Regions from separate parts of the Homo sapiens genome. Here region 1 is linked to region 2. The links are chromatin contacts, found by Hi-C or POLR2A ChIA-PET in ENCODE. All regions are on one chromosome and are shown on one strand. Each heading gives the region's core, a stretch centred on a gene start or an enhancer-like site at or near the end of the contact. The rest is flanking DNA. Distances are from core to core; before and after follow the strand shown.

Region 1 (5,489 bases), core at 736-3,235, 35 kb before region 2:
AAAAATTTACTTTAGATGTAACTATAATAGAACTTACATCAGGGGTATTCGTGAGAGTTTACTTTTACTTACATTTTAAACGTCTTATTTCTATTATTTTTACCAGCAGATCTCTACTACACAAATCTTTAAGCAACAACTCAACTATTGTAAAGGTCTGTGTAACAAGCATGTGTGAGATGCCTTCTTAACTATTCAGTTCATTCAAATCTTCTGAAAATGTACTTGACTCATCACTGTTATCAGGGATGGAACAATCCCTTGAAACATAACCAATACAAATCTATCTTTCATTTACCCAGCACTTCCTATTTTAAATGCTTTGGTCTAACTAATAAGTAACCCCAAATCACATTCTAATACATAATCTGACTCTGAAGCTGATTCATAAAAGGCAACTAAACTAAGCATTTAAAATAAAAACAAAAAGCAAAGCTTTAGGCGTGACTCACTTGCTGCAAAGAAGAATCCTGTGAGAAACCCGTTTCTTTAAAGTCAATTTCATCATCACTGGATGAATGAATATGGCAGGTTGTAACCTATATGCATAAAAATGTAAAAGACTATTTAACATAGAAAAGTTTTGGACATTTGTATCAGCATTTTTATGGAAAAATCACATTTAGTTTTTTTCTCAACGTGTAACAGAAAAAAATGAAAGTCAGTCACAGTTAAGCTGCCAAACCCGCCCAATGTGTCAAGGGCACCCTTCCTTCCCTCGGGCCAGGCTGCTGCCCTGCCACTCCCTTCTAGTTATTCCACTCCTCACTACTGACATCGCCAGAAAACAGACAAGAAGAAAGGTGAGTTACTCCATTTAAGTGATTTTGATAATCACCTCCAATTAAATGTTTACAAAAAGAAAGACAGAGGTAATGGCACAGATGAAACACAGAAACCCTTTCTATGTACGGGGCCTGCAGGGTCCAACTGCAATCCCCAGGGATTACCAGTGCGCCAGTGCGCCACTCAAAAGGTCAGGTTTAAATATAACCATTTCAAATTCTTGGACTTCCTGCCCACACTAAGAAAACCACTGTCTAGTAGTACTAAATGTGACTTGAGTCGACAGCTTCCCACTCACAAAAGACCCCAAATCATCTACCCTTGAAAATGTGCACCCTGCCCCCAGAACTTACAACCAACTTTCAGTAATTAAGCAAAAACACAAACATGAACTGCTCACCAATTCATCGTTAAGTGATTTTTATTAATTACAAATGTCACACAATATTTGGGGGAAGCATTAACAATTAGAAATCAGATAAACAAATAATTAAGTACAGCACTAATAGTAGTGATTGCTATATGGCAAGGGATAAACATGGACAGTTTGTAAACTTCTAGAAAGAAGTACTATATTTCTGCGGGTAACTTACACTGTATTCTCTGAGCTGTTTATTCTGTACTTTTCACAGAAGTGTTTTGGGCAGGGAATGTCATCTTAGGGAAGACACGGGCTGCTGCTACCTGCCAACTCATGAGGCTGTACCTAACTGGCCTGGTCTGTTTTGCGAAGTTGTTCCAACACTGGTTCAATAAACCCACAGTAGAATTCAAATAGGTCTGTATAGGGTATGTCTTGTAAAATTCTGAGCAAATCACTGCCTGAACAAGATGAATCTCCCTTCCTTTCCCCAACCATCTTTGGTAAAGACACCAAGCCTGGATGAAATTAAGCTGTGATAACCCAGTGTTTCCAGTTATTTCACTCTCCATCCTCTCAAAGGTATAGATAAAGCACTCCCATTCTGTTTGTGAATCTGGCCTGATGAAATCAAAGGTAGATTCCGTGATCAAGGAACGGCACCTGCTTGAGTCAAGAGTGGCTTTAGTGAGTTACTGGGTAAAGATGTGGGCATGGGGATGTTCCAGGAAAGCCTTGCCAGAGTGTAGAGGAGGAGTGGGAATACTGCTTGGTCATGGCAGCTGGCATCTCACAGGACTATGTTAAAGAGCAAGTCAAGTGGTTGTACTGCAGTGCACTCAAGAGGAGCTTCGGGCCACTTGGCTGGCAAGCCAGCACACATATCATGCTGGGCCAGTGTGTTTTAGGGGTGTAACCCCATGGTGGGGCACAGAAATAGAAGGCCATGCAAAGAACTGAGCAAAATAGGACAAAACAGAGTTGGCGACTCTTAGCCAAGTCTTGCTGTCTAAGTTAAAATAGGATTCGATGTATCCTCATTCACACTTTCGCTTTTTCCTACAAAATAAGATTTTAACACTCTTTAATTAAAGATGAGAAAGAAACTAACTTTTATTGAACTACTATGTGCCAGACATTGTGACCTCCCCTTCGCATGTTCTACTTAAACTGGATCCTCAAAGCAATACTAGAAGATATTTAAAAAAGCTTTCTCCAAAATGAAACTAGTTTTAGCAACTTATTAGTAACACAATGCACACACATCTTCATAATTACATTAATGGAAGATGTGAGTCTGATTCTACCTACACCATCTGAGTCTGAAATCATTAACAAAATGAGCTAAAAAGATGATCTACCTAGGCTGGGCGCAGTGGCTCACGCCTGCAATCCCAGCACTTTGGGAGGCCGAGGCGGGCGGATCACGAGGTCAGGAGATCGAGACCATCCTGGCTAACATGGTGAAACCCCGTCTCTACTAAAAATACAAAAAATTAGCCGGGCACGGTGGCGGGTGCCTGTAGTCCCAGCTACTCAGGAGGCTGAGGCAGGAGAATGGTGTGAACCCAGGAGGCGGAGCTTGCAGTGAGCCGAGATCGTGCCACTGCACTCCAGCCTGGGTGACAGAGCAAGACTCTGTCTCAAAAAAAAAAAAAAAAAAAAAAAAAAAAAAAAAAAAAAAAAAAGATTATTTACCCATGGGGGAAACTTGCTAATCAGAATCCCATTGGTTCATTATTCAGATGTATACAAAACTGAATTCCTGATCTACACTTCCAAACACACTCCTTTTGAGGCATCTTCAGCTCAGTCACTGCCACCTTCACTCTTCTTCAACTAGAAACCTCGGTCATCTTGTTTCCTCCAGCCCACCCACCATGTCCACTCTACCTTCAAAATGGAGCCAAAATCCCTCTCCAGACCCATCGCCCTTCACCAAGTCTGTTATCAGCTCCCCAGTGCAAGCCAGCACTCCCCTCACCTGGACTAATGTCACAGCTGGCAGTTCCCCAGTCTCCCTCCTCCTAGCTCTTGCCCCACCTAGCAGTCTGTTCTCAACCCAATAGCCACAGCCATCTTTTAAAAATATACATCAAGGTATGGCACTTTTTAGTTCAAAACCTAACAAATTCTCATTAGATCAAAATTACCATAGACTAAAAAGCTGTAGAAAATCTGGCTGTTTGGCGCCTTTCTGGCCTCAAGTCCTTCTGTTCTCTCCTTTGCTTACTGTTACATCCACACGGGACAACATGCAAGTCCCTGCACACACTAGGAACAACCCAAATTCGAGTCCTCTGCATTTTGCTCTTCCCTCTCCACTCCACAAATGCACCTTCCCAGTGAGATTTTCCTTGACACCAGATTTTAAACTGTACACCTGCCCCAAAGACTCCCTAACTCCCTCCCATGCGTTGGCTCCTTAGCACTTACCATCTGAAACACGCGCAGTCATGCATTGTTTCATGACAAGGATACATTGTGACAAAGGCAATTCTGTCATCATGCGAACATCATAGAGTTCACATGGTAGAGCCTACTGCAGACCTGGGCTATCTGCTACAACCAATTGCTCCTAGGCTACACACCTGCACAGCACAGTACTGCACTGAATACTGAGGCAACTGGAGCATGGTGATAAGTATTTGTGTATCTACAAATAAAAAACGTGCAGTAAAATCGAGTATTCTAATCTTATGGGACTACTGTCATATATGCGGTCTATTGCTGACCGAAACATTATGCAGTGCATGACTGTATATTACACATATTGTGTGTGCACACGTGTCTCTTACTCATTTGTTTATCCATCTCCACTGAAGCAGAAATTTTTGCCAATCTTGTCTAGTACTGTATCTTCAGTGTCTGGCACATTGTAGGCACTCAAATATTTACTGAATTAATGAATACTAATAATCACTGAATATAAACAAATACAGCAAAAAGCAACAAGTATATAACACTCTTGCCAAGCTAGATATACCGTAAGTAAAGTGCACTCTTGTTGTAGTGCACACAGTTTCGGAGATATTATCTTCTTTCGAAATAAAATTTTCGTTTTGTTAACTGTTGTTACAGGAAAAAGCAAATTGGTGTTTACTTTGGATGATTAGGTTCCCAAGGGAAATCAGAAGTGTGAAATGACTGTTAAACTCTGAGGCCCGTATTAGTGACAAGTGAAAGCTAGAGACTTATTCCTTGATCCTCAAAGTATGGTCCCACTGAGGACCCCCAGCATCAACATAACCTAGGATTAGTTAGAAACACCCACTTTCAGGTTTCACCCCAACCTGCGGAAACTCCTGGTGATTAATACAGGCACACATTCAGATCATTCTACATCTCTTCTTCTACACACTGTCTTGTCAATGATGGGAAAGAAGCATCAACAATTTTAAATACATTTTCCCCCTTGGGGAAGAGGGCAAAAAATGAAACAAACTCAAATTTTTCAAAGTCAGTACAAAAACATGTCCTATGTTCTCTAAATTCACTCTACCTAAATCCTTGCCAATTTTTAGTTTGGGGACTTGGTCAAAACACAGAGGTCTTTGGATATAATTAAAACACCAACTTTTGTTCATCATAAACTCCAAACATAAAAACACAGGGAGTATATGAATCTGCTGTGCACGTATTTGGGTATGATGGAGCCAAAAGATTAAAGCACTTCGAGTATCTCAGAGAGAATTTAACTAAAATGTTACAGAAGTGATAGGAGCCTGGGGCTGGGCACAGCTTATCCAAAAGAAGTGAGCAAGTCCTCAGGTACACAGCCAATAGGACAGGAAAGTGTTCAGTGTATAAATGAATGTATCCTTGCTGTAAACAGAAAAATAACATGTCAGGTTAACAATGCACTAACTTAAGCACGTGGTGCTGAACTGGGCTGACTCCACTTCTATGAATATACCTGAAATGACTTCCAGAGAGGTAGCCAAGCTATTCTAAAATCAAGGAAGTCAAGGCAGTGTATCTAATCTTATCTATTTGGGAAAGGGAACAGGGCATAAGCAAGCTATTATTTAACTACCAATTCCAGTGACAAGCATGTTAAGAAGGCAAGTGTAACTACCACATTTCAAACATGGGCACTCTTTTTCTATGTCACTTTTGCAAGGGTAAGGCCCACTGCATTTACCAAGTTGTGTTTATAATAATATTTACAATTGCGTATTTTCCTGAAACATGGTACCCAACCCCACTGAGATACAGCTTGAACACATTCTGGACAGGAAAATGAATGGCCTGGAGGATACGATTAAAATCTCCTTGGTGCCTAGACCTACTATATAAGCATATTAAACACTTGGAATAGCTGTAGCCCTCACAATACTAC
Region 2 (5,880 bases), core at 1,869-4,368:
AAGACATTTAGGGGTTTCTAACTAACCTTTCCCCAACCTACACCTTTATCAACCTCCTATCGCTCTCTCTCTCCAGAAACACACTGATTCCTTTGGAAACCAGACAGGTCCTAAACTTGAACCCAGAAGCAACCAAAGGAATAAACTGGTTCCAGTAAACCATCCTGAATAAATCTCTCCCTATGATAATTCCAATATAAAGGTGATAACCCCCTCCCTGTCCTCAGTCTTCCCCAGAATCCTCAACCTCTTTTGGGAAAAGATACATCTACAAAGACACACCCAAAAGGAAACAGGTGTCCCAATTTAAGGTCCCTGCCAACAGACAAGTCCCAGGACACCCACTAGATACACCCAGCTGTTTACTCACAGTGATCACAGTGCCTGGGTCACCAACAAATCCAGCCCTGACACCATCACATAAATGCACACCTGGCACACCTCCCTACCTCACTGGAACATGCCCTGCCCTGGGCACCACCTGAAAGACCTTCCTCCTCATAGGCCCTCCTAGTCCTTGAGGTCTTAAATAACAATTAGCATTCTCAACAAAACTCATTTCCAAAGAAATGAGTAAGTTCTAAGGTTGCAGGTTAGTATTAAAGACGGATAGACTGAAGCATGGTTCTGCAAAGCTTCTGAGAAAGGGAAGAAAGGGAGGGGGACCGGGAGCAGTGGCTCACGCCTGTAATCCCAGCACTTTGGGAGGCCCAGGCGGGCGGATCACCTGAGGTCAGGAGTTCGAGACCAGCCTGGCCAACATGGTGAAACCCTGTCTCTACTAAAAACACAAAAATTAGCCAGGTGTGGTGGCGGACACCTATAATCCCAGCTACTCAGGAGACTGAGACAAGAGAGTTGCTTGAACCTGGGAGGCAGAGGTTGCAGTGAGCCGAGATCACGCCACTGCACTCCAGCCTGGGCGACAGAGTGAGACTCCCAACTCAAAAAAGAAAGGAAGAGGGAAAGACACAAAAGACAAGAAGAGAAGGCAGAGATGGGAGCCTGGGAGAAACCTTATTTTCAAGTTACTCACACCCTCCCCTCTTCCCACCCAAATTCTACCTGAGACATCTATTCAAGAGGCACACATCCTAAAAATCACCATCTGTCTACATTTTAAAATATGTCCTTCTCAAAGTAAACTCTGTTCTCCTTATCCTTTGCTCCTCTGTACCCATGAGAAGAGAATTACTTCTGAAGCCTGAATCCCTGGATACATCAACACCTCTCCGTTTTGACCTTCAGAGGTGGCCCTGAAGAGCGTGGCCTCATAACATACTCAAATGGGACTTAGAGCTCCCAACCCTCTCATTTCTGCTTTTACCATCAGAACCAGCTTCAAGACAAATGCTCAACCCATAAAGTCTCACCACCCCCATAAAAAGCAAACCAGCAAAAGGAAAAAATACTCACAACAAAACATCCTACATACCTAGGGATGTGCCCATCTGAAATTCTAGTTCTGCAAAATCTGGATCTCTTCCTATCTTGGAACAACCTTTCTTCCCCACCCTGTTACCGGCTCCCCAGACAACCCTCTGCTACCAACCCTAATCCCATGCATTCCTTCCCAGCACACAGCAGCCTGGTGGGCTCACATGCCAGCACCCTAACCCCAGTCAACAGCAGGTCAGAATTCTACTCACATTCAGCACATCTTGCCTGGGCTGTGGAGGTTCGATACACGTCAGGAGCCTGAGCAACAAATCCATGATAGCAGAAGTTCCTATGTGCTTTATAATAAGGTCTACAAAATCATGCTTCTTCTTTAAGAAATCCACAATCTAGAGAAGAACAGATCAGAAACTGAAAGACATGTAACTTGGAAACTATAAACTTTACCTTTTAAGTCCCAACCCCGACTCCTCCAAATTCTACCACTACTTTAGGTTGAGAAATGGCAAATGCTGAATTAGCAACAAGGTATCAAATTGGAAAGCCTGGCTAATAGTTACAATACTCAAAATACCCCTTGGAAAAAAATCCCCTAAATTAGCACGTCCATTAATACAAATACAACTTAACAGAATCTTTTATTTCTATTCACTTTCATTATTCATTCTCAAAGAATGGTGATCAAAAATTTAATATGCCTATAAAGAGCAAGAGAATATACCATTTTACAGTTTATGAACATAAAGCATGTCTGTTAGATTTTGCACTAAAATAAGTAATATTCAAAATCCTAACTGGACTCTAACAAGCATGAGAAAAAAATTTCAAAACAAAGATTTCTACTCTAGTCAAAATAACTAACTCACCTGGCTACACAAACATCGCCTTTGATTTTGACTTCACCAATTTACTCCAATAGCTTAGCACAAGAAGGGCAGCTGGTGGAGAGGCAGAGAGCTACCCTGAAGGAACGTGAGAATGGCCACGGAAATCAGGCCCCTGCTGCTGGTCTCTTCTGCTCTGGGAGACCAGGGAGATGACTCTGTCCCATGCATCCCTGTGTCCCATACAGCCTTGTTGCCTCTGCCTCTGTCCATGCGCACGTGTCATCTATTCCCAAACCCTCTGCGAGTCCCAGGGGGAGTGTCGCAGCTGCTATATAACAGGATCTCACTGAAATTTCTCAAAAGCTCTGGGGCGTGGGGGGTTGGATAACTCACCCCCACCGCCACACCCCATTAGAGATGAGGAAACCAAGGCTCAGAAACTATCTTCCAGAGCTAAAAGGTGGCTGCCTGGGATTTAAAATTGGATATGTATGCCACAAAAGCCACAATCTTTCCATTATGCCACATGAAGTCTAATAGCCAGAAATGACAACTAAAACTGCTTCATACAATTAGGTATAAATACAGGATTAACCAACACACATTGCTTCTCTAGACAATGAGGTCAAGCATTATGATATAAAACTTCAAGAAATGATATGACACATAAATAATTCACTCACAATTGGATCCCACAAGTTTTTAAAAGGACAGTAGAGGAGAAAGGACGAAAAAAGTCACATGTGTCCCAAGTATTCCGTAATTCAGTGCCAGAAACACCAAACCTGGAGCCCAAAGGAATAAATCCCAGCTAGTGTGGTGGACAGTACAGCACTGTCAACAGGGACCTGTGGCACAGATGACCCCGCTGGGGTGCTGACTCATGCAGCACTGAAGATGCCCCACCATCCGACTTCCTGTTCCATGAGCTAACAAATGCCTTTATTGGTTAAGCCAGTTGAGTCTCAATTTTTGTCCTTACAGTTGCATACACCCCTACTAATACTATCACATAACAGAAAACCTTTATTTACACTCCTAATTGGCAAAGGATAAAGAAATGCCAAGTTTGATCTTAACTCACAGCCACTGAATCCTCTTGCTATCATTCATACAGTCCTGACAGGGAAGTGTAACAAGCAAAAGGCCGAAGGGCTCTTGTCTCAGAACATAACTGGCAAGGTTTTAAGTGTATTCTCTCTCTTTATGTGTACACTGAAAATCGGGGCTCGCCAACTTGGATTCCAACAGCACAGAAGTGAGGAGAAAAAGCACAATGAAGCATAATGTCTGGATAATGGCTACAACAACCATCCCTGAGAACTGCCTGGTAATATCAGGGTGATAGGATGGCTTCCACTCTCCTAAAACAGCCAGCAGTTCTTGTATTTCTAACTAGAAGGCAGAAAAAAAGAGACAATCTACATTAATCATGATTTGGGGATTATTACCAAAGTGAAAAGAATCTCATTTCCAATCAACTTAGAAAGCTTATCCTACTCCATTAAGTGAAAGAAAGAAATATCTCTTTCTAAAATAAAGCATGTATCCACTTTGCCTTGGCATAGGACAGGACACACTGGGCCCAAAATAGCTCCAGTCCTTCCACAAGTGCTGATAGCAACAATGGGTCACCCAGAGCCATTTTCTATCATGAAGGATGGCAGGACCAACTGGTTTGACCACTTTTGCCCCGTATCATCACACCTATACTTGCAATTCTGGCAAATCTGCTATAGTTTATACTTGAATATCTGAGGCTCTAGTTGTTCCCTGAGTGCCTATTTCCATAAAATGACTAAAATCTCCAGATAAGCAGATCCTTTTTCACAACAATATCCACTAAAGCGGTGGTTCTCAAATGTTAGCATGCATCAGAGTTAGCTGGAAGGCTTGCTAAAACCCAGACTGCTGGGCCCATCTCTCAGAGTTTCTGATTCAGCAGGTCTGGAATAGGACTCAAGAACTTACATTTCTAACAAATTCTCAGGTAATACTGAGGGGCTGCTGGTTCAGGGACCACACTTAGAGAACCAAGTGAAGTTTCTGTCAAACCACACTGGATAGGAACAGCACAGCTGCAAATGTACACAGCAGTCTATACACTCAGATGTCTCAAGCCTGACACTGGAGAAGTTTTGAGTAGAATCAAAACAGAATCACCATTAGTACAAACCAATCACCAATTACATTTGTGGGAAAGGTTTTTGGTTTAAGCTTCATCTCTGATCATCAATGGGGGAAAAACAAAACAAAGCAATTGTTTGGTGACATATTCAACTGCTTAGTTATTATACTTGCCATCTTAGTTAAGCCCTGTCTTCACAAATGGGTACCCAATATTCTCATCTTCTACCCACTTCTCAAAAGAGGAAACTAAAGTATGCTAACAAATTAAGTGAAATTTGAGATTATGCCATATTAGAAATATTCATTAACATACAAATAGTATGTGAGTGCTTAGAATGTTTAAGGTTTAAAATACATTCTCTTATACAACCTGAACTTAAGGCAAAGTTAGAACTCTTAAAGCAACAAGTACTGGGGGATCACCTCAAGGGGATGATCAGCCCTAATACTTACCTTTTGGAAAATCATATTTACCTGTTCTGGTTTTCTGCTGATAAGAATACTTAGCACCTTGCTGAAGAAACTGGCAAGTAGTGGATTCAAAGGGGAATCGTTTAGGAGGAAGCTATATAATTTCATTAGCAAGGATTCATCTTCTCCCAGTCTATCATTCATCTGGGAGACATCAGAAGTGAGCAACTCACAAGATATATTTGGATACCTAGAAGAACAGGATATTTACATCATCATCTTTATTAACAGTTTAATTACATAAAGATAAACACAAATCAGAAAGGCTTCCCAAGATTTTGTGAAAAAAATAAAATCGTTTACTGGAAATCAGGAAATCATTTCAATCCATTCTGTTCAACCTACCTCCAGACTAAAATAAATTTTCTACTATCTAAAAAATTGTTTTTAAACCAAGCTTTAACAAGAATACATTTTCCCTGAAGAAACTAGAGCGCACCTAGTACTCAGAAGCCCAGAGAGGTCATGCTGCAGGGCCCGGGCCTTCTCCACGATCAGCGAGGAAAGCGGCTGGACGTACGAGCCATCAGGCTACAGCCTCCTCTGGCATGGGAAGCAGCAAAGCTTGCGGACAACTGTGGAGGACACTGGTTTCCAGGAAACTGCACTGCATGCAGCACCTTGTAATGACTTAAGGCACTCTGTAGGGACCTGGACCAGCCTTTATCTTTAGATGGGTTGTAAATGGTACTAAGTCTATATTACATCTTAAGAGAGTAAGCATCCTACTATAATGAAGGGGGGAACAGGACATCAGCCTGGGCTACCAAGGCAGGAAGCAGTATACAAAAAAAATGTTGTCCTAGCTATTTAGGAGGCTGAGATTAGAGGATCACTTGAGCCCACAAGTTTGAGGCTACAAAGAGCTATGACTGTTGCACTCCAGCCTGGGCAAGAGTGAGACCTTGTGTCAAAACCAAAACAAAACAAAACTAGTGCTCTCCACATCAGCCTTCCAGTATCTGGATATCAGCACAGACACAAAGTCAGCCCACCATGAGTCTTCACCATGCTGTCTCTCCTGTAGAAGGCCCACGGCTAAGAACATGACACC

The links. Hi-C counts contacts between places; a loop is a spot of excess contacts on that map. ChIA-PET counts read pairs that join two places held with the same protein, here RNA polymerase II (POLR2A). Pooled maps may share reads with other maps.
Region 1: a map of heart left ventricle shows a loop between it and region 2 (2.4-fold over the local background). The contact joins two enhancer-like sites. A Hi-C loop is called at or near these places in 5 of 168 maps with a recorded cell type or tissue (aorta, cardiac septum, gastrocnemius medialis and 1 more) and 2 of 50 pooled maps. POLR2A ChIA-PET finds 5 or more read pairs at or near these places in 7 of 52 experiments (CD8-positive, alpha-beta memory T cell, H1, T-cell and 4 more).

Annotation. Positions count from the first base shown.
Region 1 is chr11:68,578,093-68,583,581 of GRCh38, reverse strand. PPP6R3 (protein phosphatase 6 regulatory subunit 3) reads right to left here. Exons shown (of 24, transcript NM_001164161.2): 15 at 453-539. Among named protein-coding and RNA genes, the nearest start is that of GAL, 100 kb to the left of the region's middle. Within about 2 kb of position 1,985, at least 8 of the 41 ENCODE cell types and tissues checked have a DNase peak (open chromatin) inside an H3K27ac peak, as active enhancers do; they include gastrocnemius medialis and heart left ventricle, where a contact is called at or near this core.
Region 2 is chr11:68,543,974-68,549,853 of GRCh38, reverse strand. It overlaps PPP6R3 (protein phosphatase 6 regulatory subunit 3), which reads right to left. Exons shown (of 24, transcript NM_001164161.2): 4 at 4,830-5,016; 5 at 1,650-1,787. Among named protein-coding and RNA genes, the nearest start is that of PPP6R3, 86 kb to the right of the region's middle. RefSeq lists an enhancer at 5,603-5,880. Within about 2 kb of position 3,118, at least 4 of the 41 ENCODE cell types and tissues checked have a DNase peak (open chromatin) inside an H3K27ac peak, as active enhancers do; they include gastrocnemius medialis and heart left ventricle, where a contact is called at or near this core.